Linked DNA regions of Mus musculus: region 1 is linked to region 2. A link is a contact called in ENCODE POLR2A ChIA-PET data. All regions are on one chromosome and are shown on one strand. The core of a region is the stretch at or near the end of the contact, and the rest is flanking DNA. Distances in the headings are between cores, read along the strand shown. Region 1 holds the start of Homer3 (homer scaffolding protein 3). Region 2 holds the start of Slc25a42 (solute carrier family 25, member 42).

Region 1 (3,829 bases), core at 997-3,496, 71 kb after region 2:
ACCTTGCCTCAGTCCATTGTGAAAGATAAACCTCCACATAGAGGAAACCCCACCTACCGTTGGCTTGCTCCAGTCTAGCCCAGGTTCAGTGAGGAACTCTTTTTTTGTCTTTTGTTTGTTTTTTGAGACAGGATCTCTTTTCAGGCCTGGAACTTGCAGGCTGGCCTTTAAACCCACAGAGATCCACTTGCCACTGCCTTCTGAGTGCTCAGCTCCGCTGTTTGTATTTGATGTAGTATCTCATGGATCCCAGGCTGGCCCAGACCTCACTCTGTAGCAGAGGATGACCTTGAACTCTCTACCTCCCAGGTCCTGGGAAGATGGGCACCTGCCAAGCCTTGTTTCAGAACTTTCAGCTCTCACATTCCTTCCTGTGCCCACACATAGCACAAAGCCTGCTTAGGCCCTTAGCCACCCCCACTCCCACCCCCACTGCCCAATAACCACATGTCTTAGCTCTGCAGCCAGCTCAGAGCCTGACAGACCAGGACCGGCTTCCAGCCTGCTGCCCTGAGCTCAGATACTTAAAAAAAAAATGTTGCTAATAAGGAGAAAGTCAGTCTGAACACAGCAGACGGTATTGTCTTTGTTCCCAGTGTTCACATGCTCTGTGGCTCCGAGCCTAAGAGCAAAGACAGATAGTTTCCCTGTGCACATGCCTCTCAAAGTTAGGCGCAGTTGGAGAGGACCTTGTTTTCCCCAGCTGCAAATAAATATCAAGGAGGCTGGTAGCTCAGGGGCTCCTACCTGCCTGTGACTCAGAAATGAATGGAAATACCTCTACATATAATATATATATCAGAGCATCCATGAGCAGAAGGCCAGGAGCCCCGGGAAGTCTAGTTTGGGCTGTCAGAGGCAGGGAACAGAACCACACAGCCTGGAAGGTCAAGGAGTGACAAACATCCTTGGAAAGGAGCACATTCCTGGGAGGGCGAGGGAGAGAAACTCGCCTGGCCTGAGAATATCTTCACTGAAAGTTAGCCACCTGCTCAGATCCCAGCAGACACCAGAGGGCTTGAGAAGAGAAAAAAATATATATCTGACATAAGAAATGCAAAGCTGAGAACCACAGACTCTGATTCGGACACAGCCATTTGTCCCCAGAACACGGAAACCCTTGCAGAAATTTCTAGAAAAGTGCAGCAAGGGATTTGCCACAGGGCTAGGGACCCACTGGCAGATAGGTGATCCCCTGAAGGATCCTCGGCGGGCTGCTGTGGCTGTGGACAGAGGCAGGACTCAGCCTACAGAGCTGCAGGGAGTTTGTCCATTTCATTGGAAGACAACACTAAGAGGACACTTGGATCCTAAGACTCTGTAACAATAACCTAGTTACTCCCAGAATTTATTTTTGAAAGTCAGGGTCTCACTATGTGGCCCTAGATGGCTTAGAACTCACTATATAGACCAATCTAGCCTAGAATTCACAGAGATTTGCCTGCTTGTTCTTTTCGTGGGAATTAGGATGGAGCCCAGGGCACCACAGACGCTTGACGAGGGCGTTACACACTGATTTGCAGTCCCACCCCCACCTTCGTTTTGGGGAGCTGGGCTCAAGCTGTCTTCATGCTTCAGTTGCTGAGGGTCCAGGAACTTTTTCTTTTCGAAGAAGCCACATGAAGACTCAGGGCCACCCTTGGTAGGAGGCAGGAAAGCGAAGGGTCGTTGTCCACCCATTTTCCGTGTTTCTCCCTATCTCTGGGTCACCAGATCACACTCCAGGACTTCTGCCTCTGTCTTCACACCCTGGCCCGCTACCACCCATCTAACACCCACACTTTTGTCTTCTCAGCCTTCAGCCCATCAGTCCAATGCTCTGCCCCAAGGCCGATCCAGACAGACCCTCCTCTTCCACCCCTCTCCCCACCCCGCTGTCTTTGTCCGCAGTCACCTTCTGTCTCTCTCCGCTGCCCTCCTGGATCCCTCCCCTCTGTCCAGTACTCTGCCTGATCCTAGGCCCCTGCCCTTAATCCCTCTGATCCCAGCCCCAGACTTTATGGGCCCCTCCCCCTCCTTCAAAAGCCACGCCCTCCCCACTTCCTTCAGTTGCCTCCCACTGGGTCCCCCCTTCAGAAGTTCCTCCTCTTGACCTCCTGGTGCCCTCCCCTTCCTCTGCCCTTTCACCCCGCCCAACTCCCCCCTCCATGTCCGCCCTCCTCTTCTTCCCTCTCGGGGTCCCCTCCCTCTTCCCCGCCCTCCGTAGCTGGCCAGCAGGGGGCGCTGGGCAGAGGCGGGGCGGCGCGGGGACTGGCCGCGATGGGACCGGAGGCGGCGCAGACAAAGGCGCGGGCGGCGCGGGGCGCGCGGAGGGCGCGGGCCGGAGGCTGCAGCGACGACGACGCGGGGTGAGCCAGACAGGGGGACCCCAGCTTCCGAGGCACAATCAGGGAGTCGGGGGCGCAGGAAACGCAGACGGTTTCCAAAGTTGCGGACTGTGAGGCGGGGCCCAGGAGCTGCGGGGTGCAGGCTGAGGGGTTGGGATCCTGGGGTGCCGGCTAGGGGGCCGGCTCAGGTGCTGGCTGGGGCGCGGGGCGCGTCTTCACCGGGTTCCTCAGCCGAGGTCCGGGTGTTGGGGACGCCGCATCGCGAGGCTCCGCCACTTAGAAGTTGCGGGTCAGCGGCTCCCGTAGTTGCCCTCACGAGCTGCCCTGGAGGGAGTGGGAACCGGTGCCAAATGGGAAGCCGGCGTGGGGCTCCTGGCAGGGTCCCCGCCGCGCGCGATCGCGGTTCTCCGCCCCGCGCCTCTGCTCCAAGGCGCGTGACTACTCAGTGAGTAACTTTTCCTGATGGTGGCAAGTCCAGGCAGGAGTGGTCCGACCGGAAGGGCCTGGGTTCGGGGACCCCTTTCCCCCAATCTCCGCCAGTTCCATTAGCGTCTCTGACTGGACAACCCCCCTACCCTCCCTCTGTATGGGAACTTAGGTTTCGCAGCTTCCCAAGACAGCTTGGAGGGGCCCTGACCTCAGACCCCGGGTCTTGACCTCCCGCACCCGCAGGACCCTCCTTCTCCTCCAATCTCCTTAGTTGAAATTTGGGGGACTTAGGAGAATGACAGGTGCAAGCGTTCATAGGAGGCTGGGGAGCTCCGTTCTCCCGGTCCTGTTCCCTGTTCACATGGTGGGGACTAGGATGAACCGCTGTGTGCAATGCGTGCTTGTGTGTGTGTGTGTGCCTGTGCGTTGAGACATGGTCCCACTCTGTAGCCCAGGTTGGCTTCAAAGTCTCCTCATTCTCCCCAGTGCTGGTGCCACCATACCAGGCTTTCATTTTTTCCTTTTAAGTAAGCTCCCTGGAGACTCAGACACAGAGTTATCTGGGCTAAGTGGTCCTTTCTCTCTCTCTCCTCTCTCTCTCTCTCTCTCTCTCTCTCTCTCTCTCTCTCTCTCTCTCTCTCTCTCTCTCTCTCTCTCTCTCTCTCTCTCTCTCTCTCCTCTCTCTCTCTCTCCCTCCCTCCCTCCCTCCCTCCCTCCCTTCCTTCCTAGAGTTATTTATTTTATTTATACAAGTACACTGTAGCTGTCTTCAGACACATCAGAACAGGGCATCCAATCCCATTACAGATGGCTATGAGCCACTATGTGGTTGCTGGGAATTGAACTCAGGACCTCTGGAAGAGCAGTCAGTGCTCTTACCCACTGAACCATCTCTTCAGCCCCGAAGTGGTCCATTTGTGGGATCAGCGAGGTCCTGATTTTCCTGTTAGGTCCCTGGAAGCACTCCACTTTTACTCCTTGAGATGGGTTTATCCCTCCATGATGACCAGGGAGGCCTTGAACTCCTGGGATGCATGATCTAACCGCCTTGGCTTTCAGATAGATAAAACCAC
Region 2 (3,814 bases), core at 395-2,894:
CCAAAGCCTGGAGACACAAGCTCAGGCAGCCACCTAGGGGCTGTCCCTTCCAGCTAAGCATTTCCGGATTCATCAGTCACGACTTGGGAGAAATGCCTGGGAATGGGGTGGAGTATGGTGGGGGCTCCCTTCCTCCACTAACTCAAGAGACAGAAACACCAGTAAGCAGCCTTTGACAGGAGCTGGCTCACAGACAAGGCTCAAGGGGGCCAGGCAGAGCCTGCTGCAGCGTTTGAGGGCTTCAGACTTCTGGTTGGTGAACTGGGATGCTCTGAGCATCAGGCTGAGGAGATTATTCTAAGTCCAGAAATGACTCAAAAGCTGTCCAGCCCTGAGATTTTTGTTTGTTATTGGTCTTTGAGACAGGGCCTCTGAGTAGCCCAGGCTGGACATGAACTCCAGATCCCCCTGCTGAGATGATAAGTGTGTACCCCCACACCTGGTTTCTCTGGTGCTAGGAATGGAACCCCCAACTTCAAACAAGCACTCTACCAACTCCACTCCCGTCTATGCACTGTTTGCTCATTAGTTTTCTTTCCTTTCTTTTTGTGAAACAAGGTCTTAAACAGACCAGGCTACTCAAATTCACTGTGTGTAGCCAAGGTAACCTTGAACTTCTGATCCTACCTCTACCTGTTCAGTGCACAGATGACTCATAACATCATGCTGTGTCAAGAAGTGATTTTATATGCATATACATATACATATTGTGGTGTGTGTGTGTGTGTGTGTGTGTGTGTGTGTATTTACGTGTGTGCCACAGAGCCCATGTAGAGATCAGAGGACAACTTTTGGCAGTTCCCAAAAACTCAGTTTGCTGAGCCATCTCACCTGACCTCAAGCACTCTTTATAAAAGTTCAAGGACAACCTGGGTTACAGTGCAAGACTTTGACTCCAAAACTAATCAATAAATAAATACAATAAAATGAAATGCTAGAAATAAATTTAAAAGCCCTGTTAAAGCAATAACAGACCAGGTGGTACCCCACACTTTTAATCCTGGCACTTGGGAGGCAGGGGCAGGGAGATCTCTGTGAGTTCCAGACCAGCTGGCTCTACACAGTGAAACACGGTTTCCAAAACCAAGCCACCACTCGCACTACACGGGGGACGAAAATAAAAAATTTAAAACCACAAGTTAGGTGGACTTTGCTTTGGGAGTGAAGCGATGGTTGCGCGACAGGGACGGGGAGAGGCACGCAGGTGCACGTGTGTAGCAGCCGCGTCCGGGTGGCACCCGAAGCTTGCACCCGAAGCGTCCACCCGGGTTCCAAAGGAAGGACACGCAGCGGGCTGAGGAAGATCAGGTCTGCGAGGCACGCATGTTGGGTGCGTAAGCGGCCACCTTGGCCTCACAGGGGTTGTCACTCTCAGGGCAGCTCGGTGTGAAATTAGGGTTCGGCCTGGCCGTGGGGACCCCGAGGACGCGCGAAACACAGGGTGTGTGAGGGGATCTGTCACCTCTCCACGCTCGCGACACTGCTGTCACAACGAAACGGCCCCATGCCGCGCTTCCTCCCAGCCCGGGCCGCGAGAACCCCGCCACCCCGCGTCGCCCCTTGGCGCCTGCACTCCTTGGGTCGCGCTCACCTGCCCGGACGCGTCGCCGCTGCTGCCGCTACTGCCTCAGCCGCCTCAGCCGCTGCAGCCCCGCCTCGCGCGGGCCCTAAGCTCGAGGCCGGGAGGGGCCCAGGCCCTGCCGCCATTGGTCACGCCCTGTCCAATCAGCGCTGGAGACGGCAAGAATTGGTAAGCATGGCACAGACGGGCATCCTTTTTAACCAATCGCTAAAGGAAGGGGCGAGGCTACATGGAGGGGCGGCCCTGGTTCTTCTGAGCGTTCTACACCGGGTACAAGGCGGAGAGGCCTGGTGGGGGGCGTTCAAGAATTGGAACCCGCAGAAAATGGGCAGAGCTTCCGGCCAATTGCCAAGGGGTATAGGCGGAGCTAAGAGGAAAGGCGGCTCTTGGTTTCTGAGAATTCGGGGCACAAGGAGACAGAAGCGAGGATTGGATTCTGCAGAAAACAAGCAACGCTTTGGGCCAATAACTGAAGGGAGGGGGCGGGGCCTGGAAACAGCCCTCTTAGCCAATCGCTGAAGAGCAAGGTCAGCGCTCTGAGTAAGCTGGCGCGCTGGGCAAGGGCGAAGCTCGAGGATCGGAGGGTGTAGCCCGGAGGGCAACGATGATTGACTGCGACACTAAAGATGTACAGGTCCTGGGACCAATCGCAGAAGCTGTAGGCGGTGCATCTTCCAGGGGTGGGCGCGCTAGGTACAGACCATAACTATCTTGTCTGCCCTGGATGATCTAGTATGTTCCGCGCAGACTCCTCAGGTTCCCATGGCGCTCAGAAGCTTTACTCTTTCCTGAATTTAGACTTTGACAGTTGAAACACTCTTGGTTAATTCTCAGCCCGTCCCTCCTTTACTGTTCCCCTGCCGATGATACAAAGGGCAGAAACTCAGATCACTCAGCCTTCCTCTGCTACTTGAGTTCATGTGCAAAACATGGGAAGCAAAAGTGCAATCCTGCTGACGTGATCTGACTTTCAGAAAGTGACGTCTCTGGGTCCAAGCTTTATCCTTTACGAGATCTTATGACATCCCTGTGTTTGTGGTAACTGGTGAATTAACCAAACAATAAATACAACCACATGTCAAAGGGAACACAGAGAGGTCAAGCTCTTTGACCAAGGTTACAGAGCACTTTAGCTGTTCAATTTGTATATTGAAGCTCTGAACCCCCTCAGAAAGGGTAGTAAGACAGTGGGGAACGGAGTGACCTGAGTTACTCAGTCTGCTCAAGCCTTGGACAGAGCAATCCTTAGGTTCAATCTTGCCTCCCTGACCCCTTTGTGGAAACAGAAGGAGCCAGCAAGATGGCTCAATGGGTAAATGTTAATCCTACAGATTCAAGGAGAAAGACCACCGACCCAAATCATGGCCAAGAAAATTAAAGCAAGCAATTAATTAAAGCAAGCTTGTGTACATGGGATGTCTCTTCCTAAAAACCAGACATCAATCAACATTGAAAGTGGGGAAAATACATTTGTTTTATTTGTTTTTGTTTTGAGACAGTGTCTCACTATGGAGCCCGGGTTGTCCTGGAACTCACTATGTAGACTAGACGTGCCTCAAAAACACAGTGATCTAACTGCCTCTGCCTCCCAATTGCAGGGATTCAAAGGAGAATGCCACTAGTTGGGTTAGAAGATTAGGTCTTTACAACTCAGGGTAGGGGTTTTCCAAATGAGGATCTGGCAGGCAAATAGGGTTACAGACGCAGAACATAGGGTAACAAGTTGGTCATAACACCCACGGGAAACAGAGACATTGTTGCAAGGTGGCCATAACAGGATAACAACCTTTGAAACTAAGACATGGTTTTTTATTTCCTGGAACAGGTAGTAGAAAGAACCATTTGTAATTAAGGTTACAGTGGGATATAGCCCATGTCCTGAGAAACAGAGATGTAATCATAAACAGGAATGAGCATGGTTTGTTTTACTATAAGATACCTTCAAACCCAAGATGGAAGCAGCCTGGGCCTTCAGAAAGGCTCTGACCTGGCCACCAGCCACAATGGCCTGCATTTAATATCCTAACCCACATGGTGGAAAGAGAAAACAGAGTCCCAAAAGTTGTTTTTTTTTTTTTTTACCTCTCCACATCCATGCTATGGCATGTTCATGCCCAAGGCCCTGCTGCCTCTCTGTGGAGCTGGGGACTATGAGCAGGCCCTGCAGTTGCCCACAGCTGAGGGACATACATCATCCTATGCTTCTTGTCCCCAGAACCATCTCTCTCTCTG

Evidence for each region. ChIA-PET counts read pairs that join two places held with the same protein, here RNA polymerase II (POLR2A).
Region 1: POLR2A ChIA-PET joins it to region 2 with 15 read pairs in Patski. The contact joins the promoter of Homer3 here to the promoter of Slc25a42 in region 2. POLR2A ChIA-PET finds 5 or more read pairs at or near these places in 3 of 5 experiments (Patski and embryonic stem cell).

Annotation. Positions count from the first base shown.
Region 1 is chr8:70,280,753-70,284,581 of GRCm38, forward strand. Homer3 (homer scaffolding protein 3) reads left to right here and starts at 2,247. Exons shown (of 10, transcript NM_001146153.1): 1 at 2,247-2,348.
Region 2 is chr8:70,210,637-70,214,450 of GRCm38, forward strand. Slc25a42 (solute carrier family 25, member 42) reads right to left here and starts at 1,645. Exons shown (of 8, transcript NM_001007570.2): 1 at 1,592-1,645.